Linked DNA regions of Mus musculus: region 2 is linked to region 1. A link is a loop called in an ENCODE intact Hi-C map of the cell type or tissue named here. Cell type or tissue: left cerebral cortex. All regions are shown on one strand. Each heading gives the region's core, and the rest is flanking DNA. Links, peaks and the distances in the headings are about the cores only.

Evidence for each region. A loop is a pair of places that touch in the nucleus more often than their neighbours do. Peaks named below come from ENCODE experiments on the same cell type or tissue, not always from the same donor. Only the 100,000 strongest peaks of a DNase experiment are listed, where the experiment ranks them.
Region 2: a loop joins it to region 1, with 6 times the contacts of the local background. A loop is called at or near these places in 2 of 42 quality-filtered maps.

What each region holds. Positions count from the first base shown.
Region 1 is chr13:71,001,319-71,013,422 of GRCm38, forward strand. No RefSeq gene overlaps it. Among named protein-coding and RNA genes, the nearest start is that of Gm36734, 13 kb to the right of the region's middle. In left cerebral cortex, for the core only: CTCF peaks have their summits at 5,017 (motif pointing left) and 7,075 (motif pointing right); DNase peaks (open chromatin) are centred at 4,997 and 7,105.
Region 2 is chr13:71,099,113-71,111,216 of GRCm38, forward strand. It overlaps Gm40997 (a long non-coding RNA gene), which reads right to left and starts at 7,315. Exons shown (of 3, transcript XR_873655.1): 1 at 7,236-7,315; 2 at 4,206-4,305. It overlaps Mir466f-4 (microRNA 466f-4), which reads left to right and starts at 7,977; the gene lies at 7,977-8,097. In left cerebral cortex, for the core only: a CTCF peak has its summit at 6,299 (motif pointing right); DNase peaks (open chromatin) are centred at 5,750, 6,287 and 7,267; H3K4me3 peaks cover 715 bases.

The DNA.
Region 1 (12,104 bases), core at 4,622-8,621:
GACTCTGAATCCATCTAAGTGCCAGATTAGGCATGGTATCACTCAAAACCCTGGGGCAGGTAGAGGGTCTATGGGACAGATCTGGTTTACCCTCTTCAAGGGACATGATACTCAGTCCAGGAGGAGGAACCTTTCTGGCTGGGGGTCCCTATAACTGAAGCATCTGAGTATGTATTCCCAGCCTTTGCTTCCCTCTGGTGGCCGAGCCTTGAAGTGCTTCAGTAAGATGTCCTCTGTTGGCAAAGAGGCTCAAGCAAGGTCTCTTGCCTGGGACTGAGTGTGTGTGTGTGTGTGTGTGTGTGTGTTCGTGGACTGGGAATGGGATCTGAGGTGCACATGAGTTTTGGGACAGAAAGCAGGCAAATGTGGAGCAAACTAGCAGGAGTCAGCCTCTGTCAGTGCCACAGCCACTAGGCCAAAGGCTGGCATACTTATTGCATGATGATACCCTCTGTAGCTGGGCTTCACAAGCAGTTCTGTGACTTGCTTGGGTGGACAATGACTTCATGATCAGCAAAACTATAAAAGAAAGACTGAGGCTTAAAGCCCCTGGTGGCCCATGGACCACCTCAAATGGATTCCTTGAAGCCAATGGTTGATTTCACTCTCCTAATCTGTCAGTGTCTGGAGAAAGTATGAGCACTTGAGGGGGTGGGTGCTCTGAGCAGATGTACAGTGGTTCTGAGGAAACCCTGAAAGACTTTCGTACTCCAAGCTGAAGCTCACAGCTTGACCCTGAGATTTTGCTCAGCAAGTCCAGAGGGATCGAATTCCTGATCTTGGGTCTCCTCTGGTTTGGAAGTATTGGCCATCACCAAGTCACCTCTGCATCAAAGTCAGGGTCATGTAGTATCCAGGTTTCTTGATAGATAGTGACCAAGCATTGAGAATCCTAGACCAAAGATGAGTGGAACAAGACTCTGAGGTATAGCAGGACTATCTCGCCCACCAGAGATATAAATAATAGCACGGAGGCTTGCTAAGCTTTTAAAGGTTAGGCCTATTGTTGGGCAGACTCCCGACTACTCTAAACCCAACTAATCCTCACATTATATCCAGCCACGTGACCAAATCTATCTTTCTCCTGTCCGTCCATTCACCTCTGCGTCTGCCAGCTCTGATTCTTCTCCCAGCCTTCTTCTCATCTCTGAATCATCTCCCAGTCTTCCTCTCTCTGCCTGGAATTTCTGCCTTCCATTTCCTGCCCAGCTTTTGGCCATCAGCTCTTGATTGCAGCCAAGCAGATACAATTCTAGATTGCCTTAGGCAGGTGAGGAAGGATAATTATTTACAAATTATGAGACCCATGATGGGGCCACAGAAATAACAATACCAAGTTGCTGCCAGCGTTTAGCTCTCTGCCAGGAGAGAATTACAATTGAATATACAGAGACAAACCTTCACACAATGTACCCCAATACTGAGTGGTCTCCGTTGTGTTGACAAACCCACCACACAGAGGCCATGGGTTTCTGACTTTGGAGCTTGCAGGCATGGATCTTCAGGCCTTGTTTAGTCAGTGCTGTGGAAGGATCTCAGGAGGGGGCCTTGTTCCTCAGCATTTGCTCCAGAGAACAGCCAATGGGTTGGCTGTTGTATGGTCAACATAGAAAAGGAGACCAGGAAATCTCACTGACAAGACCTGATTCTGGTCTTGTGGTGGGCAGGGCCAATGATGGCCTAGTCACATGTAGGCAATTTACCTGCAGAGCACTGGGCCCACATAATCCTTGTTGTGGGTGTTGGGCTTCAATTCCCATCTGTACCTGATACCCAGATTGGACCTGTGTCCTCCATAACTGTTCCTGTAAGTTCAGAAGGGCTCTTCAATCGTCAGTGAGCACGCTTAGTCTATCATCACAAAATGCTGCTATTACAAGAAGGGGGAAAAAAAGCAAACAGATGTCTTTTTAAAATCTTTATGATCAAAAAGTTTATTTAATGATAAAGTAAAATATGAGACAAAACTACTTTCGTAACAGTTTTAATTCTTTTGGTCAGCACACATGGTACCTCCATGATCATGTATCTCTCTTAAAAAATACTGACTTCCCTCTGGAGTCATCTGGGAGAGCTGATGGACAGACAACACCGTGCAGCTAAGTTTCAGGAGAGGCAAGCCTGGCACTACTCAGGGAGAAATGAGAGTCAGAGGGAAAGGAATTCCAAGGGATACCATCCCTCTGCTTTGGAATGGCTGACCATAGCAATTCCATTCCTCACCAAGTGACCGAGGCTGATGTGGGCACCTGGGAGGAAATTACATGAATGCTTCCCGATCAAGCTCTGTGCCTTTATGAGACAGCATGGGGAAAGCCCCCAGCAAGGGAAGGCAGGGCTAGCTGGGTTTCTTTACTCTCTGCAAGGTACAGGGCCCAGAGCCAACAGCTAAGTCAGCTACTGGTTCTGACCTCTCCATAGAGCCCAGAAAGCTCTTTAGCCAAGAATTCTTTACCCGATGCTGTAACAACCCACAAAAGGTTCCCTGGGCAGAGTAATGGCATCAGTAATTACACCAGGCAGCTTGGGAGAGAGGGTTCTGTCTATTCTTTTCAAGTGAATGGACATTTTCAAAGCTTCTTTTCCAAATAGAAACTTTTTTTTCTTTAGTTGAGAACATGAAAAGCAAAACCCAAGCAAATATTTACAAATCTGAAGTCAAAGATCGATAAGAAAATTTACCGGTCCTGACCGTGAATTGTTGGGTCACGGCAATGGGCAGTTGCCAAGGAGACTGGACCCAAGCATCAGAAGCTAGCTTTCAGCAGCAGCAGACATCACTCTTTATTCTGCAACTTATACCTCCAAAACACAAGGCAGGAAAGAGAGCAAACGACTGAGTTAGTTAAACAAACACTGATAAACGCCAGCTCTGAAATTTTTTTTTGCTAAACTCCCAGGAACCTGCCATTTCAAAGCCCTCTGTCTAATTGTCTAATTCCTAGACAAAAGTACCGAAGTCGTTATCGAGGCAAGAGAAGCAATTTCTCCAAAGCACAATCTATAGCAGTCTCACACACAGTCTGCGGTTATGCGTGCACAGGCTAACACAGAGACCTCGGTACTACTGAGGGTGTTATATACTTGGAAGACAACATCAGCTGGGATATCTGCTGGCCTGGCAGGCCACTGAAAGGGACTTTCACTTCTCACTGGCCAAGTTCTTGAAGCTTGAAGCCTTTGGGTACACATTTGCACTGACTCCCATGTCCTGTTAGGTTTCTTAAACATTGCAAGGGTTAAGTTAGTGGAAGTCTCAGTGTGGGGATGGTGAACCGGCAGGGTGAGCTCTCCTGACTGTGAGAACCCTTGCCTGTGAGCACTGAGTGAGCCTGGTTGGCCTGTGGGGAGCTCCACAGTCCTCATAACCCGTGACTCTTACGATGCTCCTGCTGAGTAGGAGTTACTGGTAGAGCTGGGTTTGCGTCCCAGAAGATACTACTATTAACTCCTGCTCCGGAGGAGCTGAAATGCTGACTTGCTGCCATTAACTACATCATCTGTGTGGTAAGTGCACACTCTGAACTATCCCTAATTCATGATGGCTGAAGACCTCCTCCATAGGTCCAGGATGTTCTGCTAAAGATGAGTATGCGATTTCTGGGCCTTGGCCCCTCATCTAAAGCCACTCAGCTCAGTAGCATCAAAGCAGCGGCCAGTCTTTGTTGTTGACAGTGTGATAATAGTCTAGGATTCAGACAACTGTGTTAACTTTCTCAGGATCATATCCCCAACTTTGGGGAAGAGGATAGACTATTTTATGCATAGCAGCACACCAGGCTTGACCTCTGAGAATTCTCTACACTCCCACGTTGCTGTTCATCACCAAAGGAAGTCAGGACTTGAAACTCACACAGGGCAGGAACTTGGAGGCAGGAGCAGATGCATTGGCCATCGATGGGTGCTGTTGCTGCTTTCTGGCTTGCTTCCCCTGGCTTGCTCAGCTTGGCTTTCTTATAGAACCCAGGACTACCAGCCCAGGGATGGCACCACCCACAATGGGCCCTCCCATCCTTGATTACTAATTAAGAAAATGCCTTACAGTTGGATCTCATGGAGGTATTTCCTCAAGGGAATCTTCTTTCTCCATGATAACTCCAGCTTGTGTCAAGTGGACACACAAAATCAGCCAGTACAACCTGAGAGGGCACAAAGCACATTCTAAATACAATTCTTGTTCTCTAGGAGTTTTCCAACAAGTTTTCTCAGAATCCTCTCACCTCTTCATTCTTGGGCCATCTTTGGACAGGAAAACAATTCTAACGAAGATGTAAACCCCATTGCTGGGGAGAAGGAGGCACGGAAGGATGCTCGTTCTTATCAGTTCTGCTCTCTTCTTGATTATCAGCATAGATGGTGAGCTCTGACCCCAGAGTCCCCTACATCCTGTCAGTATAGATGGGGACCTTTAAGCCCAGACTCCCCAATATCCTGAATTCAGGGCAGGCTTTTGTTACTCTTTAAAAGGTAACCAAACTGCAGCCCACCACAGTGAACTGCCCACAGCACAGCTTCCCCAGGCTTGCCTTCCACACTTGCTCTTGGTTTTAGCTCTTGGTCCCTAGCTCTGGCTCCTGGAGACAGGGACAGCTGTGTCTTCCAGGCTGGAGCCCCTGGCTGTGCCCACGACCAGGAATCCTCCTTCTGAATGTCAGGGTGATCCTGTGTTCCCAGCCAATCAAGACAGTATGATTTCTTTCTTTTTTTTTCAGGACACATAATTAACTGCAGAGTAAAGAGAAAGATTCACTTGGGGCTTTGCAAAAGAACAAGAAAGAAATGATTAGAAATTAAATTTGTCCAACAAATGGTCTTTATTCATCTGAAAGATATTAATCTGGTTTGGATAAAAGTGTCTCCATTCAGAGAACACATACATCCCAGCCCACACGTCTCCAGACTGACAAAACCCTTTACCTGCATTCACTTTCCTCAATGCCTCCAGTCACTTTCAGGGTGGTTTAATGTAAGGCCATTGGTGTCTTGTTCTTAGCTCAGCAGTGCCCTCTTGTGGTATGTAGAGGGCTGACTCTGAACAGCACTACTCACACCTGGGGGTTTTGAGTAAGTATGCCTCAAATATCTTCTTGCTTATAACACTTGTGAGTAACATTTACATCTAAAGAGGGATAGTTTGAAAAGCAAAGTCATGTCACTCTGTCAGTACAGAGCCAATATCAGATGGAATGCTAGTAGCCAATGACGGATGCCCTACTATGTATTAGACAGAGACTTCGTTGGATTATTTTTCCTCTTTTTATTATAGCACTTAAAATATATTTATTATTTGTGTGCATGTACATATGTGAATATAATGTATGAATAGTGTATATATGTATACATGTGGGCACCTCTGTGTGTGGAAGCCAGAGATGTATGTGTATCTTTCCCATGATTCTCTTGGTATCTTTGCTTTGTGTGCTTGGGTTACAGACACACACGACCCGATCACAGGCACATACAACTTGAGCTACACACACACATTACTCCCATTACAGACACGCACCACCCTGTTACAGACACACACCATCCCTGTTATAGAAACATAGCACCTTTTAGAAACATATCACCTTAGTTACACTCACACACTGTCACTTTTACCGACACACAATATCCCAGTTACAGACACACTCTACACTGGTTATCCCTGTTACAGACACATATCGCCCTGGTTACAGGCGCACTCCTGAGAGCCATATTAATCTACTACAGTAGTGGTGGGAAGCCACAGAGCCAACAATCATGTAAGAAGCGCCACTGACTTCATACTCCTGTGACATCATTTCTGTTGATCACTAAGCCAACTCAGAAGCCAGCTTGTTAGATGATTGGCTGTTTGTGTAAGTAATCATTTGATTGCATGTGCGAGTACACTTGCACATACAAGGGACACACACACATGCACACACAGGCCATAGAGCTATGAGACAGCCTCAAGCATAAGAAGCTAGGGGCTTCTTATAAGTGCAAGAGACCTGGGTTTGAACTCCAGCAGACCTGGCTGCTCAGCCTTTGATCACCCATTTTTTCCTGCACAAGTGGCCACAATGCCGTAAACCTCGGAATGTGGAGCATCTACCATGGTCCTGCAGGGCTGACAGACTATCACAAGCTACAGCATATGGAAATGCGGCTCTGGGCTTTGTTGAATTCTAGAACTCTGTACTTGACCCTTGGTTTGTGTCCATCCCTCCGGGTTGCTTAATGAATCACTCATTTACCCTTGAACAACTCAAAAGCACGACCACACAGTGCTGTAGGCTGGACATCCAGCAGCTGCAGGGTTGTCCTGCTTCTCCTGAGACTGTGAAGCCAACTTGGTGCCCGGCTGCTCCCTGTCTGCTGCTGTGAACATCCATCATTGATGTTCTACAGTGTGACACATCATCGCAACTCTTCCTCTACCTGTGATTCTTCTCTGTCAAAATCCTCCTTTATATAAGGTTCCCAGACATATTGGATTAGGGCCTCCCACACTAACCCAACTTCATCTTAACTAATGTCTGTACCAATCTAACTTCAAATGAAGTCATCTCCTGCAGTACTAACAGATAGTACTGGTGAGAAGCTAGGCAGGTAAGTGCAGAAAGCCACCCACATCTTTATACTCATTATGACATCCAGCCATGTCCTAAAATGGCGTGGGTAAAAAGTCATAGAACAAGCTCGAAGGTATGAGAATCAGAAAGCCAATGTCTCTTTCTTCTTTCTCCTGTCTGTCTTTTATCTAACCTACCAACCTTCTGGAAACATTCTCAGTTAGCAACTAACACCTTCCCGAGAAGCTTCTAGATAGAAGCCGTACGTGTCATGTAGTTAAAGTTGTTCGAAATTCTATAATATGTTTATTACAATTACAGTTATGAGCTCCTGAAAAAAGTTTCAGGAAAAAATGTTCAGAGACAAAAATGCCAACGACCCTCCTGTGATAATTATACATTGAATGCATTCAACAAGTTAGCACACTCTACCATGTAAGTATGAAAAATAAAAGCAATAATTAATAAACTGTAATACATTTTTAAAATAGGAAAACAAGGAGGGAGGCGTAGCTTGTTATTGAGTTATATGTTGTCTTTGACCAGGAGAGGGCGCTCTGAGCTAAACTTTGGAAGGTTTTGTGACTGGTTTTGTTATAGTGCTATTTTGAGTACTGTTTAGTGAAAGCATCTATGGTGTTATATAAACAAACAAATTAATGGATGTGAGATGCTTCTGTTAACACACACACACATTGAAATCACAATCTGAGCTGATCACCCCCCCACACACCTACCCTCCCCCCAAGCTCCCTCTTTCCAGATATTTAACTCTACAGTCAAACGCCACCTGGGTATCTTAGGAAGAAATAGGTGTGATGTATTTCATGGATATACGCTGAAGTTTTCCAGCCACATAAAGAATATTTGGGGGATTGGAATAAATTCTGAATGATTTAATTATGTGTGTGTGTGTTTTATTTTCTTTTTATTTAACTTATTTATTCACTTTACCTCCTGATTACAGTCCCCTTCCTCTTCTCCCCCCAACACCACTCTTCCACCCATCCCCTTATCTCTCATTCCCACCTCGACCCTCCATAACACCTGCACCCTGGCACATCAAGTCTCATCAAGGCTAAGGGCATCCTCTCCCACCAAGGTTAGACAAGACAGTCCAGCTAAAAGAAAGAGACCCAAAGGGAGGCAACAGACCCAGTCAGAGAAAGCCTCCATTCTAATTGTTGAGGGACCCACACAAAGATCAACCTACACATCTACATACATGTAGCAGGCCTATGTCCAGTCCATGCATGTTCTTTGTTTGATGGTTCAGTCTTTGTGAGTCACCATGGGACCCGGTTAGTTGGGTCTATAGTTTTTCTTGCATTGTCCTTGACTCCTCCAGTTCCCTCAGTCCTTCCCCTACTCTGCCACAGGACTCCCTGAGCTCTGCCAATATCTGGCTGTGAGTCTTTGCATCTGTTTCCATCGGCTGCTGGGTGAAGCCTCTCAGATGGCACTTGTGAAAAGTTCCTGTCTGCAAGCATAGCGGAGTATCATTAATAGTATCAACTGTTGGCTTTCACTAGGATGGGTCTCAAGTTGGACCAGTCTTTGGTTGGCTATTTCCTCCATCTTTATCTCTGTGTAATTTTAAGCAGGACAAATTCTGGGTCAAAGGTTTTATTGGTGTGTTGATGTCCCCCTCCCTCCATTGGACGTCTCTCCTGGCTACAGGGGATGGCCACTTCAGTCTCTATATCCACCCCCTCTCTCCCAAGTCTCTGGCTAGCCATAGATATCACCCCACTGTTTTCCGTTCTCACTCTCAGCCCTCTCCACACACCTGATCTCCATCCCCATCCCCTCCTCACCCCCTCTCTCCTTCCATCCCCAGTGGCTCTTTTGTTTCGCCTTCTGAGTGAGATTCACAGTCCTCCTTTAATCCCTCTTTATTATTTATTTTCTTTGGGTCTGTAGATTGTAGCATCCTTGTTCTGTACTTTATGGCTAATGCCCACTTGTAAGTTAGTACATACATAGCATGTCTTTTTGCATCGGGTTACCTCACTCAGGATGAGGTTTTCTAGTTCCATCCACTTGCCTACAAATTTCATGATGTATTTGTTTTTAGTAGATGAATAGTATCCCCTTATGTAAATGTACCATATTTTCTTTAGCCGTTCTTCAGTTGAGGGACATCTATGTGGTTACCAGTTTCTGGGTTATTACAAATCCGGCTTCTATGAACACACTTGAGCAAGTGTCCTTGTGGTATTGTGTGACATCTTTTAGGTATATGCCCAGGCATGGTATAGATAAATCTTGGGGTAGAACTATTCCCGATTTTCTGAGAAACCATCAAATTGATTTCCAAAGTGGTTGTATAAGTTCACACTCCCCTCAGCAATGAAGGACTGTCCCCCATGCTCCACATCCTTACTAGCATGTGCTGTAAATAAGTTCTCAAGCTTAGCCGTTCTGATGGCCGTAAGATGGACTCTCAGCGTTGTTTTCCCGATGAGTAAGGATGCTGAACATTTCTTTACTTCTCAGCCATTAGACATTCCTCTGTTGAGTTTCTCTGTTTAGTTCTGTACCCACATTTTTAAAATTGGGTTATTTGAATGGTTGGTGTCTAATTTCCTGAGTTTTTTTTAAATATATATTTGGATACTAGTCCTCTGTCAGATGTCGGGTTGGTGAAGATCTTTTCCCATTCTGTAAGCTGCTGTTTTGTACTACTGACAGTGTCCTTTGCCTTACAAAAGCTTTTCAGTTTCATGAGGTCTCATGTATTAGTTGTTGACCTTAGTGCCTGAGCTATTGATGTCCTGTTCAGGAATTTGACTCATGTTCAATGTGCCCCAGGCAGTTCCCCCACTTTTTCTTCTATTAGATTTAGTGTTTCCAGTTTTATATCGAGGTCTTTGATGCACTTCAACTTTAGTTTTGTGCAGGCTGATAGATATGGATCTATTTGGATTCTTCTACATGCAGACATCCAGGTACCATTTGTTGAAGATGCTTTTATTTTTCCATTGTACGGTTTTGACTTCTTTGTCAAATATCAAATATCAAATATTTATAGGTATGTGGGTTTATTTTCAGGTCTTCAATTCTGTTCTATTGATCAACTTGTCTGTGTCTATATCAATATCATTCAGAGCAATATTGAAATCAGGGATGGTGATAACTATAGAAGTTCTTTTTATTGTTCAGCATTGTGTTAGCTATCTAGGATTTTTTTGTTTTTCCATATGAAGTTGAGAATTACCCTTTCAAGGTCAGTAAAGGATTGTGTTGGAATTTTTATGGGAATTGCATTGATTTTGTAGATTGCCTTTGGTAAGATGACCATTTTTACTATGTTAATCCTACCAACCCATGAGCATGGGAGATCATTTCATCTTCTGATATCTCCTTCAGTTTCTTTCTTCAGAGACTTGAAGTAATTTTCATTCAAGTCTTTCACTTGCTTGGCTAGAATTACACCAAGACATTTTATATTATTTGTGGCTTTTTCTCATCTCATTTATAATTTGTATAAAGGAGGGCTGCTGATTTTTTTGAGTTAATTATGAGTTCAGCCTCTTTGCTGAAGGTGATTATCAGCTGTAGGACATCTCTGGTAGAATTTTTTGAGGCCACATATGCATAGTGTCATATCTGGGAATCGTTATACTTTTACTTCTTTTCTTTTTTTTTTCTTTTCTTTTCTCTATTGTATGTTGGTGGATCATGCACAAAACATGCCTACCACACATGCTGAAGTAAAAAAAAAAAAAAGACACCAGGGGAGTTACAAAGTTAAGATGTGAGAGCAGCTATCTGTTTTCAGAAATTGGAAGCAGAAGGTAAATATATGTACAGAACAGACAGAGGGAGGATTGGGCCAGCAGAAATTATGATGAGCATGCCGCAGTAGAAGTCAGGAACCTGTGAGATGGATGTGACATGCATCTACTCTATCCTCCTGCTGAGCTTAAATTAGTCTGTGTGAAACACTGTCTTAGTTAGGGTTTCCATTGCTGTGAAGAGACACCTTGACCAAGGCAGCCCTCATAAAGAACAACATTTAATTGGGGCTGGCTTGCAGATTCAGAGATTTAGCCCATTATCATCAAGGCCACGAAGCATGGCAGCATCCAGGCAGTCATGGTGCTGGAATAGCTGAGAGTTCTACATCCTGGTCAGAAGTCAAACGGGAGAAGACTGGCTTCCACGTGGATAGGAGGACTGTCTCAAAGCCTACCCCACAGTGGCACACCTCCTCCAACAAGACCACATCCCTTAATAGTGCCATTCCCTGAGCCAAGCATATTCAAACTACCACAAACTCTTTTGGTGGTTTCTGATACACATCAAGTTCTGAGCATGTGTGCTGATACACATCATGTTCTGAGCATGTGTGCTGATTCCCCAGTGCTAGCAGTTTTCCTTCACTGATCTTTGCTCTGTCATCCACCTTAGAGCAACAGGACTAGTTGATTGAGCTCACTGATCTATGGAAGTGATCGGTATGACCTATGGCACAATCCGTGATCTGTGTCATGTTCATTTGTTAGCACTGTCCCTTCATTGCCATTGGTCACCATGCATACCAGCACCTCTGAGGATTGTTTCTGGTCAGGATCTTGGCAGGAAGTGACCATTCTTTCGTGGCCTAAGAGCAGCCTCACAGTGTGGGCTTCCTGTCACTCAGCTTCTGATTCTCGGTGAGTGTACTGGCTAGTTTTGTGTCAACTTGACATAGCTGGAGTTATCACATTAAAAAGAGCTTCAGTTGAGAAAATGCCTCCATGAGATCCAACTGTAAGGCATTTTCTCAATTAGTGATCAAGGGGAAGGGCCCCTTGTGGGTGGGACCATCTCTGGGCTGATAGTCTTGTGTTCTATAAGAGAGCAGGCTGAGCAAGCCAGGGGTGGCAAGCCAGTAAGGAACATCCCTCCATGACCTCTGCATCAGCTCCCGCTTTCTGACCTGCTTGAGTTCCAGTCCTGACTTCCTTTGGTGATGAACAGCCAGTATGGAAGTGTAAGCCAAATAAACCCTTTCCTCCCCAACTTGCTTCTTGGTCATGATGTTTGTGCAGGAATAGAAACCCTGACTAAGAAAGTGAGTCAGTGGCAGATGACCACTGGGTCACATTTCAGATACTATCTCCATTCTCTCATGCGTCTGCTTCCTTGAGGTGAACTGGTGTGAACTTTGGTTAGTTGAAATGAGGCTGGCTCTTACACGTCTCCTGAGTTACCAGTGTCCAGCCTTCCTGCTGTATCATTTTTGAATGCTTAACCTCCTTGTTCCCCGCTTTCTGGGTTCTGGGATGCCAGGGCCAATTGTAGGATTGCAGAAGCAGAAAGCATATGCCTCAAAGATTCAAAAATATCCAGCTCATCTGACTGCACAGTTGTGCTTTAGAAAATATTTTTATATTCGCTTTAAGATCATTATATTTAGTCATAAATCGACACTAAATTTCACTGAGTACCACATTACCATCAGTTGTGACTTATATTTGTTAACAGCAATCTACGAACCACCAGTTAATAGATACATTATTGGGTTTTCACATCCATGAACCTTACTGGGTTCATTTACTATTTGAAGCATCCATT
Region 2 (12,104 bases), core at 4,727-8,726, 98 kb after region 1:
GGCACTGAGCATGGTTTGGGTAAAGGTCTCTAAAGCAGTGTTTGCGGATGAATGGAAGAACAGATACAAAAGGAAACACCTTCTGGGCCTCTGGTCTTGACTGGAAAACCCTAGGTCTGGGTGAGAGAGGCCTGTGGCCTCTTGTCGACCTCATGCCTGCAACTTTCCAGTGTGCAAGTGGCACCCATCATTATTCAGCCATTATCTTACTATCCAGGCTAAGGGAACTGTGGGGCTGGCTTCCCGAGTACATAGTTCATTGAACCACAGCGTCAAGCTTCACTTTATATAGAAGAGCGAGGGATAACTAGCACAGGACACATCTCTGCATCGTTCTTGCAATGCCTAGGACCAATGTGAGGTTAGACACTGACATTACCACTCAAATGAATATGAGGTTGGCTGGACCGAATGCACTTTCTTAGTATCTTGGGAAGATCCGACAGAATAGAAGGGACTATTTAAATTTGGGGAAATGTTACATTAAATGATAAAACTCAGGACGCACATCCTGTATTCCCTGTCATAAGGGGGGACCCAGTGTCTGATCCTTATATTGCGTATTTATGTGGGGGTGAGCGTGTGTGGGGGTGCAAAACTGGAATGAGATCCAGGATAGGGTAATAAGGAGGCTTTTAAGGAGGGATGGGAGGATAGAGGAAGATGGATGGCAGGAAAGGGGGGCAATCCTAGGGAAGGGGACAGGGAGACAGTAGGGAAAGAGTTAAACATAAAAGGTGGGCATGACTATAACCCAAGAAGAGACTGCAAGCTTATGTCTCTGCGGAGTGATAGTAAAACACAGTCCTGAAATGAACTAAACTTGGAATTCTCAATAGACTGAGAGTTACCAAGTTACCACGTAGGCTTACATGTAGGACAATCGCGGTGGGCAATGAGTGTCTCGATTAGACTACTCACACCTCTAAGTGAGACGTTGCCTCTAGGAGTTAAATCCCACAGCTTCCTGAGTTCCTGAGGACAAGGACAACATCCTTCTGAATAAAGTAGACGGATTAAGTTGAGGCTGTGCAAACAACATGCAAAATGCACTGCTGCATCAAGTTAATTCCAAATAAATTAAAATGTTCACAACACTTGGAAGCTGCAAGACATGCTATCCTACCGGAGTCTCGGGCATGTGCCAGGCAGGGGCCGTTCCTGGGCACAGTCAATTCGTTTGTTTTTCTTTTGATGCCAACACATAAGCAAAGCCTTAAAGACATATTTAGCAATTAAAAAATGTGGTCCATTTCTTAGTCAGAGAGGAAGGCCTCTTCTGAGACCCTGGATTTGAAGGTCTCCTCACCCAGTTTTCCTTCCCAGTCAATGACTTCCTTTAATCAAGTTCTGTATTTCCACTTAAAAGGCCAATATGTGCTAATAAAAATAAAATCCCATCTGTAAGAAAAGAAATCAGTGTTCAAAGCCTCAGGATGGCTGGATGTTTCTACTGCCAGAAATCAGACCAGGGTTCTCCTTTTCCCATCTGACCCTTCCCTCCACCTGCCTCTGTCAGCAAGCTTGCACAACAGAGCAAGGTCCTGAATGGCCTCTTGTCCGGTGGGCTGTTAATGAAAGACCTATTCTTATTGCTCAGATGTCAGCCTAGCGCAGGAAGCTGCCCTCTGGGGTATTCCACTCCCTTATTCAACTGTGTTGACAGGATCATGGTGGAAAGGCTCAGCTCGATGAAGTGAACTTTCTATTCAGAGTGTGAAGCACTGCTTTGATAATCACACAGTTTTTCTCACTATGTAGATCGTAGTGAGCTGCTGGGTGCTAGAACACACCCTCTAAGCTAGATTGTGATATCTTGATCTTGACAGAACAGAAAATCCCTCCGCAGCTTCCGAGGGGTCTCGCTTGTCTCTATCTTAGCATTTATGCCCACCCATTCTCCATACCTGAACTTTTAACATACAAGAGTTGTCTTAAATGTGGGTTGACTTCTCCCTAAAACATGGGAAACAAAGGTTTACCCAGTAATTCCACCCTCTTCCCTCACTGCAACCCAGAAGAAATTAAACTGCTGTCATTTGTTGTGCGATGCTTTACGAAGCCCAGAGGCATCTCAGACACACCGGAGGGGAGACAATCGCACTGTCTCTTGATAACATACACCATTTTCCGTGTTTGCAAATTTATTTGTTTCAGAAACATTTGCTGTGTGTATGGTGGCTTGTAGGTCCTGAAGGGAGATGACAGCAAGGATGGAGTTAAATAGTATAAAGAAGTTAAAAATGTATCCCTCTGCACAACCTACAGAATGATCCTTGCACATTTGCCTAAGCTGGAAGAACATATAAAATAGAAAGCATTTCTTAGAGAGATGGGTAAGGATGAGAGACGAGGAAGAAATGGGTATGTGGCTGTGGCCACTTGGGGAAAAACTGTACATGTTTAGTATTGTCAAGCAGGAAGTAAGTCAGTATTTCCTTCATGTGTGTTTGCAACATAGACAATAAGCACAGCATATATATGCCTCAAGCATACTCATACTTTAAAGATGGTCAAAGAAGACAAAAACCTGGTGGCATGGGCCTGCAATTTCAGCTATCCACACAGCAAGAAGAGGAATTGCAAACTCATAGCCTGTCTGGGTTACAGAGTGAGTTCAAAGCTAGCCTGGGCAATGTGGGGAGGCCACGTCTCCAAATGAAAATTAAAAGGAGCTGGGCATGTGGTTTGGTGGTAGAGCATTTGTCTAGTATGGCGCAAGGTCCTAGGTTCAGTTGCTAGTAGTACAGAAAATGGTAGGACGTGGCTTCCAAATACCAAGAACCAGAAAATGCATAGAAGTGTGAATTACTTCAGTAATGAAACAGCAGCCAAAGACCAAAGCCACACAGCTGAAAGACGGCAGAAACTCATACAGGACCTGCACAGACAGAACGAACCAAATACAAATCACAATGCCACAACAGAAAATTGAAGTCAATGGGAGAGTGTAATCTATACTGTGTAAGACTGGTAGTGTGCACTTCAGGCCATAAAACTCTAATTAAGCAAAGGTTGAGAAAGTTCTGGAAGGTAGAGAATTAAGAATATGGATGAGACTCTGGTTTCTCTATAGAAGACATTAAATTAAAAGTTATAAAGACACTCTTTTATTTATGTTTTTACTGGTCACTTTATTTACTTACATTTCAAATGTGATCCCGCTTCCCCGTTTCCCCTCCTCAAATCCCCTACCCACTCCCTCCTCCCCCTGCCTCTATGAGGGTGCTCTCCCATCTGCCCACCCACACCTGCTTCAGTGCCCTAGCATTCCCCTACCCTCGATCATCGAGCCTCCACAGGACCAAGGGGCTCTCCTCCCACTGATGCCCGATAAGGCAATCCTCTGCTACACATCCAGCTGGAGCCATGGGTTCCCCCCATGTATACGTATAAAGACACTCTTAAATCACAAAGCCACACACAACAGTTGTTTCCTAGGAGGAAGTTCAGGCCTTGACAGTGAGAAGCCCTGATGGACTTCTCATACAAAGGAAGACCTTTGTCATCTAATGTACATAGGCTGGCTCCCATGTCAGTCAGTCCATGGCTTTGCTGTCTGGTTATAATTCAAAGTCAATGATATCAGAAGCATGCGCTGAGCTAAGTCACAGAAGGGACAGAAATGTGGGTGACTGAGTGAGAGGGAAAGACAAGAAGTCTCTGAGCAGACCCCGTTAGCTCCTTGGGTACTCTCTCTAGCTCCTTCATTCAGGGCCCTGTTCCATCCAATAGATGACTGTGAGCATCCAACCCTATAGTAGGAACAACAATATGAATTAACCAGTACCCCCCAGCTTGTGTCTCTAGTTGCATATGTAGCAGAGGATGGCCTAGTCGACCATCAATGGGATGAGAGGCCCTTGGTCTTATGAAGATTCTATGTCCCAGTACAGGGGAATGCCAGGGCCAGGAAGCAGGAGTGGGTGGGTTGGGGAGCAGAGCCGGGGGAGGGTATAGGGGACTTTTGGGATAGCATTTGAAATGTAAATGAACAAAATATCTAATAAAAAAATGAAAGAAAAAAAAGAAGTCTCTGAGCCAAGGGTTCTGTGGAGAGAGGGAGTTGGAATGGGGGGTCAATGGGAATGGCGGGGCCTGCCGCGTGTGAGCACAGACCAATGAGACCTCATGAAGGCCAGTTGCAGTAAAACTGAGTTAGCGCGAGGGGCAGGGGGTGGCGCTTTGGTGAGTTCAGCACTGACCTGAAAACTCATCATTAAGCCATCCCCAGTGATGACACTGGTGGGAAGAGACTTTGCCACTGCTGGCTAGTTCCACCAGAGGGAGAAGGACGATTTCAACCTAGAAAAATCAAGAGAGAGGACCCAATAAAGACACACCCCAAATTCAGTTATACCAAAAACAAAGATACCAAATTTTTATAGTGTAGAGTTTACCAAATTATAGGAGAAATCCAAGGAAATCATGAGATTTATCTAACAATGCCAACTGTAAAATGAAGAGCAGCAGAATGTACCAAGAAAAAGAAAATGAATTTTCTGTAACCAATTTAAGTGCCATATTTAGACATACATTATATATATATATATACATATATATATATATATGTATATATATGTGTGTGTGTGTGTGTGTGTGTACATACGCACACACACACACAATCTTAGGCTCTCTGTAATCTAATACTTCCTGTGAGAAAATGGAAGCCTTAGCAGCAGGTACCAGAGCTCATCTGACTAGGCTGCCAGAACAGTGTGGGAGATAGATGGCCGAGAGGGAAAGAGAGAGAGAGAGAGAGAGAGAGAGAGAGAGAGAGCGGTTCATGGGGGGAGTCAGGGATAGACTCTGAGACACTTTAAACTGTTATAAAATTATAGTAATAGTAGACTAGGATTGGCTCAGTACAATATTACCAATTACTTTTACTATTAAAATTGTTCAGACTTTAAACATGTATTCTTATGGAAAATATTAGAACACAGGAGAACATTTAATTAATAATTTGCCCTAATGTCTGAATTTCCCTATGGATGTATATACCTCTCTCTCTCTCTCTCTCTCTCTCTCTCTCTGTGTGTGTGTGTGTGTGTGTGTGTGTATGTATATATATATATATATACATATATATATATATAAATCTTGAATCTTTGTCATATATTAATATTATTAAATATATATTATACTTGTAGTGAAGAATCTATTGCCAGAGCAAAAGGTCCCTGAACTGTTCAAACATCTTGAAAACACTCGGGTTCTAGAACACAGAAATCATGATGGTGCTTTAGATATGATCTGTTCTAAATCCAGACAGTTTTATAAGCTGGGATGCTTTGCTTTCCTCTATGTGCATGTGTGAGAGAACGTATTCCCTCCAACTCCTAGAAGGTGTATGTTTGTCTTGTAGGATGTGGCAGAGTATGTTCATGCATAGGGCACATAAATATTAATATTGAGTTGAGAGAAGGCAGTGAAGGGGAGAGCACACCCCAGTGAGAAGCCTGCTCCGGCTCTAACCAGCTGTGTAATCGCCCAGAGATGCTCAGCTCCTGAGAGCTTCCGCTTTCTCAAGTGCAAAATTTGGAAATTAGGCTTAGGACTTTGCAAACTCCTTCTCCGGGTCACAGGCCACGGGTGCCTTGAAGTTAGATCCTTCACAGAGCAGTTGCACCACGCCGGGACAGCCTCCTCCCACCCTGCAGTTTAAATTGAGAGAGATCCCTGGATCTTTTCCTTCTGAGTCAGCTGGGAAGAGAGAAAAATAACGTGGAGAACCCTGTGGTTTCGGGAGGTAATTGTGACAATTTCACGGGCTGTTTGGGAGCAATCGTTTGGTTTCCCTGGTGCTTCAGAACATTTGGGGGCTTTCCTAACGTGCCTGCTTTCTTTTTCGTCCTCAGAGTGGCTCGATGCTCTAATACTCGAATTTAGAAGACAGATGAACAATGAAATAAGCGAGACGGCACTGCTTCCTTCATGAACTGTAAATGAGGAAAGAGTGAACGCTGTAATTGTGACTTGGGTTCCTCTGGATTACACTAGCTCCTCTTCCTCTCGTGATGTCCAGCTGCCCTGCAGCGCCTGGGAATTTACTTAAAACATGCATTCAAAATCTTTATTAAAATACATTCAGCAACACAAAATCAAACGGCTCATTTCTCTTCTTGCCTCTCCCCCCTACTGTAAAGCTAAATTGGACCGCGGCCAAGGTCTCTAAAAAGCACTGTGGCTTTTAGGGAAATCATTTTTCCTTTGTGAGCAGCGGGGAATTTCACAGACCCCTTTGCTGGCCTCAGCGAAGGGGAAACAGTGTCCGTGCTTCCGAAGGCGGACGCTAGGTGGCAGCCGAAGACAGCCTTTGCCCCGTTGGTGCACCGCAGCTGCCAGGGTGCGAGGCAAACATTCTTTAACAGTTGGAACCAATAAAAATCAGCTTTTCCTCTTAATTACTGCTAAGTGAATACCTTCTGATACAGCAGTCAGATGGCAAAGCTGATTACGGAGCAGGCAACTTGCGCTTGAGAGCTAGAAGTCTCTAGAGTGAAGTTCCCTTAAAACCCTTCTCATACCTGAACCGTGAACAGCATTGCTGAAGTCGGGGGAATCCCAACTTCAAAGACAGAACAGTGGATCTGACCTCCTGAGTAACCTCCTTAAACCTGAGATTTATTTAAGGGGAGTGGTAACAGGAAAAAATAAAATAAAATAAAATTAAAACAATCCAGATGCGCTGCAAGTCCTTCCTCTGGAGAACGTTGGCCTTAAGTTTTCTGTGTTTTTATTTTTCTTTGGGTAGGGTCGGTGGGGAGACAGGGGCCTTTTGTAGTCTTGGACTCTATATGAATTTGAGACAGTCTCTGCCACCTGAGACTTGTCCCTAAAACACAAACTAAAATGCGGATAGTGCCTTCCTCCTTATTAAACACATCACTCCAGGCAAAACCCAGGCAGCCCCAACAACACAGCTATTGTGCCAATGGGCAGAACCATGTCTCGAGCAGCGAGCAGGGGCATTTCCCCAGTATCGAGCAGTCCTCGTAGCTTCTGATAAATTATGCCCATCACTCAAAGGTAACAAAAAAAACCTTCATGCAGACGGGAGGGTCATGGAAATCTAAGGACAAATAAACACTTCAGGAAGGGTCTGGGGTAGACAGAGATCTCAACGGGACTTGAAAAATAAGTCTCAGTGAGCCCTTGTCTTCCCATTGCTGTAAAGAGACACCACGGCCAAGGCAACCCTTTTAAAGGACATTTAATTGGGGCTGGCTTACAGGTTTAGAGCTTCAGTCCATTATCATCGCAGCAGGAAGCATGGCAGCATCCAGAGAGGCATGGCGCTGGAGAAGGAACATACCTTATTCTGAAGGATGCTAGAAGACCAGTCTTCCAGGCAGCTAGGAGGAGTGACTCAAAGCCCACCCACACAGTGACACACTTCCTCCAACAAGGCCACGCCTGCTCCAACAAGGGCACATCTCCTAATAGTGCTACTCCTCGGGTCAAGCATACTCAAACCATCACAGGCCTCCTTAACAGAAAATGTGCAAAGTATGTCCTGTTCAATGCTAGGTTTTGATTGACATACATCCTCATTTCTGAGACTGGGCCTAATAAACAAACGTATGATCCAATCACATTACGTGCTAAGTCCTCTCCCTCAGCTCCTGATGTTTTCCAGGGGGAATGCAGGGTGTTTACAGCTACTGAAGTAGAGTTGCAACATCTTGTTACAACTAATTAAATAAGCATCCTGTTTCTCTAACTCCTGTTGCTCAGAGCCCTCATTTTGATATTTTATATCCATCCACGTTTGAACAGTAAATGCCCACCCATGTCCTCATGGCCAAGTGCAAGATTCTGTTTGCCAGTGCCCATGAAGCTGTGGTTAACATTGTGTGTGTGTAGGTGTGTCTGTCATCCTGTTTATCTGTGTGTGTGTATGTATCTCTGTATCTGTTCATCCATGTATGTGTGTATCTGTGTATGTGAGTGTATCTGTATGTGAGTGTGTGCATCTGCATCTGTGTGTCTACGTGTGTGTGCATGTGCATGTGTGTGTATCTGTATGTGAGTGTGTGCATGCATGTGTGTGCATCTATATCTGTGTGTCTACTTGTGTGTGAATGTGCATATGTGTATGTATGTGAGTGTGTGTTTCTGTATGTGAGTGTATGTGCATGTGTCGGCATGTGTATGTATATGGGTATATTTCTGTATGTTGTATGCACATGTGCATGTGTGTATCTGTGTATGTGCATGTATGTGTGCATGTGTGTATCCCTGTATGTGACTGTGTGTGTGCATGCGTGTGTGTGCATGTGATCGTGTGTGTGTGTGTGTGTGTGCGTGTGTGTGTGTGTGTGTGTGTGTGTGTGTGTGAGTGTCTCCATGTATTTGTAAATGGGTATAGGTCAGACCCTGGGTGTCTTCCTCTGTCTCTTTCTATTTGTTTTTATGAATTGGAGTCTCAGAGAACCTGCTCTTCACCCATATCAAGACTGGCTGACAGGAGGCCCCAGCATCGCTCCTCCCAGTACCACTCAGAGCTAATGTTACAGATGGGCCGCCATGCCTGACTTCTGAATGGTGCTGGAGATCACAACATTGGTCCTCAGACTCGAGGACACTCACTTTCCCAACTGAGCCATCGCCCCAGCCCCTGACTTGTAATTTTTACATCGCATTTTAATCTAGACCTATATCATAAAGTATCTGACACTTCCTTCTAGTTTTATATTTCATTGTTATATTGGGCCCCAGTGGGTCAATTTTCGCAAGTTCTTTCAGGTACAGTTTGAAGCTGTTTTATTGAACCCTGTTGTTGACAGATGAGCCTGACATGCCTACCCTGTCTTTGCTGCCCTATCAAAAATCAGCTGTAGGCGTGTGTGTCTGTGAATGCGTCTCTCATGAGCACACAGCGACTGTACAGAGCGAGAGGTTTCATTATAGCTTTCGCTCATGTGACACAAAGCGCTGTGGCACACCCACCCTCTTCTGGGTTTGTTTCTCGCACTCTCTTCCGCTTACACATTCACAGGGTTTTCCTCTCCTGCTTCACATCCGTTTGTTACTCCTGTTATGTGCACATGTGCACATACAAAAAGACAGAGAGCCTGTCTGTGATGACTGGCTTGTTTCACTTAGCGTTGCTATGATCTCCACCTTTAGACATTTTCCTGCAGACATCCTGACTGCATGCTACATGATTGAGTGAAACTCCACTGAGTCTTTTCTGTAGCCTCATCTGTTGATGGATGCCTGGATTGGCCGCATGAGTCAGCGATTGCCCATGCAGGTATGTGTGGTAGGCTGATCTTCACTCGTTGGCTGTATGCCCAGAAGGGCACAGCAGGATCACATGAACGACAAACTCTTACTTCCACTGAGTTCATAGTGGCTGCTCCAGCTCATGACCCCACCAGTTCTTTACCAGCATTTGCCTGCTTTTCCCTTAGAGCAGAACCGCGGCTCTCAATTTTCCTAACAACTGCGACCCTTTAGTACATGTCCTCATGATGTGGTGGCCCCCAACCGTAACATTATTTTTGTAGCTACTTCGTAATTGTAACTTTGCTATTGTTATGAATCATAATACATATATCTGATATGCAGGATGTTGGCTACGCAACCCCTGTAAAGGGTCGTTGGACCCCCACAGGGTTGTGATCTCCAGGTTGAGAACTGCCGCTGCTTTAGTAGTTGTGAGTGATCGTTTCATCCGAGGGATCCCACTGGCTAGTTCTTGCTCCTGTTTGGAGTCCTGTTTAGAGTCGTTGTTCATTCCTGGACTCTGGAGTATTCCCTGTTTTACTTTAGGAGTTTAGGTGTTTCCGGTCATACACTGGGGTGGGGTGGGTTTGTACAGGGTGAGAGAGCAGAGCCTTCTGTGTGTGAAGACGGACATCTCCACACTACTTGTTGAGGAGGCTGAATTTCCCTGTTTACTTTTGGATATTTGTGAAGAATCAGATGGTTGTAGCTGTGTGATTGGGAATCTGGAGCTGCAATTCTATCCTGTTGGTCTCTCTTTGTATGCTGGTATCATGCTGTTGTTAATGTTTTGGCCTTGTAATGATTTCTTTTCTCTTCTCTTCTCTTCTCTTCTCTTCTCTTCTCTTCTCTTCTCTTCTCTTCTCTTCTTTCCTTTTCTTTTCTCTTCTTTTCTCTTCTTTTCTTTTCATTTTTCTTTTTGGTAATTTTATTTAATCATTTATTTATTTACACTCTAGATTTTTTTCCCCTCCCAGTCCACCTTCTGACTTTTCCACATCCCATACCTCCTCCCAGGCTTCCTGTCCCCATCTTCCCAAACCCCCACCCCACCAGATCTCTAAACCCCAAGGAGCCTCCAGTCTCTTGAGGGTTAGGTGCATCTTCTCTGACTAAACACAGACCCGACAGTTCTCTACTGTATATGTGTTGGGGGCCTCAGATCAGCTGGTGTATACTGCCTGGTTGGTGGTCCAGTGTTTGAGAGATCTCGGGGGTCTAGGTTAATTGAGACTGCTGGCCCTCCTACAGGTCGCCCTCCTCCTCAGCTTCTTCCAGCTTTTTCCTAATCCATCCAGCCACGGGGGTCAGCAGCTTCTGTCCAATGATTGGGTGCAAATATCTGCATCTGACTCTTTTAGCTGCTTCTTGGGTCTTTTGGAGGACAGTCATGATAGGTCCTTTCTTGTGAGCCTCAGAAATAGTGTCAGGCCTTGGGGACTCCCCTTGAGCTGGATCCCACTTTGGGCCTGTCGCTGGACCTTCTTTTCCTCAGGCTCCTCTACAGGACATCTCAGTCCCACTTGGGAGGGAAATGAAAGCAATCACAAAGAGGGAGGGACCTGGGAGGGAAAGCGGACAGGGGTGGGGGGAACCTGACCTGGTATTGAGTGGGCAAAAAGAACTGAAGTCTTGAGGCCCAGCAGAAAGAATGGAAATAGGCAACTTCGGGATGTAGAAAGTTGGGGGGACCCTTCACAATGCACCAGAGACCTGGGAGGTGAGAGACCCTCAGAACTCAAAGGGAGGGATCTTAGATAAAATGACCTACAGTAGGGAGAGGGAACTTATAGAGCCCGCCTCCAGCAGAAAGACAGGACATCAAGTGAGGGATGGGGTTGCCATCCCACAGTCACAACTCTGACCCATAATTGTAATCACTTTTGTCATCTCTTCCTTTTGCTTAGCATTGATCTGGGTAATCAAGGTGTTTTGTATTTTCGTATGACTTTTGGGATAATGTCGTCATAGGGATTTTGATGGAGATTATTGTGGTTCTGCGTGTCCATCTAGAACTCTTTTCTTGACGTTTTCCCATTTTCATAATACTTCAGCCCTAAAGTTCTACTCCAGGAACAGTATACAGGCGAGGTTATATTGTTTATCTGATTTACTAAATTCTTAATGTAGTTTTGATGCTCTTTTGTGTCTCATAAGGATTTAAAACACAGTGTGTCAGTTTCTGCCAGAAACATCTGCTGAGGTCTCTGGACCATTTTGCAAAGCAATGGCATTATCATGATGCTAAGCCTCCCACCCCCATGTAACGTGAGCGTCTATGGTTTCAAGTCTCTGCAAGTTCTCACAAAAGTCACGCGCGTTCCAGGGTCCAGTTTCTGCACGTTGTTTTCATGTCTATAAATGGTATTTTTATAAATGGTTTTGGTATTTGATTTTTAAAATTCAGATTATTCATTTATAGTGGATAGAAACACAATTAGTTTTTTTGTCATTTGTTTATTACAAAATTCCCTAGTTTCCGATTTTGGAAGTTTCTACCAGAGTTTCTGCGTAATAGTTTCATTTAAAATAAAAATAATTTGCTATTGTTCTCCTATTTTTGGTGATTTATGTTGCTGGATGGTATTGACCAAAATCTCTCAATGTAGGAGGAGGGAGCAGACCACAGTGGAGCGACTCTGAAGGCAGGGGAGCACGTTGTTGCTCTTCCGAGGGGTGAGAGTTTGATTCCCTGCACAAACATAAGGCAGGGGGCTACCACCTGTAACCTCAGCTCCAGGGGTCTGATACCCTGGAGCACACACACACACACACACACACACACGCAAACAAAGTGGATTTTTTTCAAATATTCATAGCTTTTTCTAATCTTGGAGGACACAATAAGTTGATTATTATTAAATAGG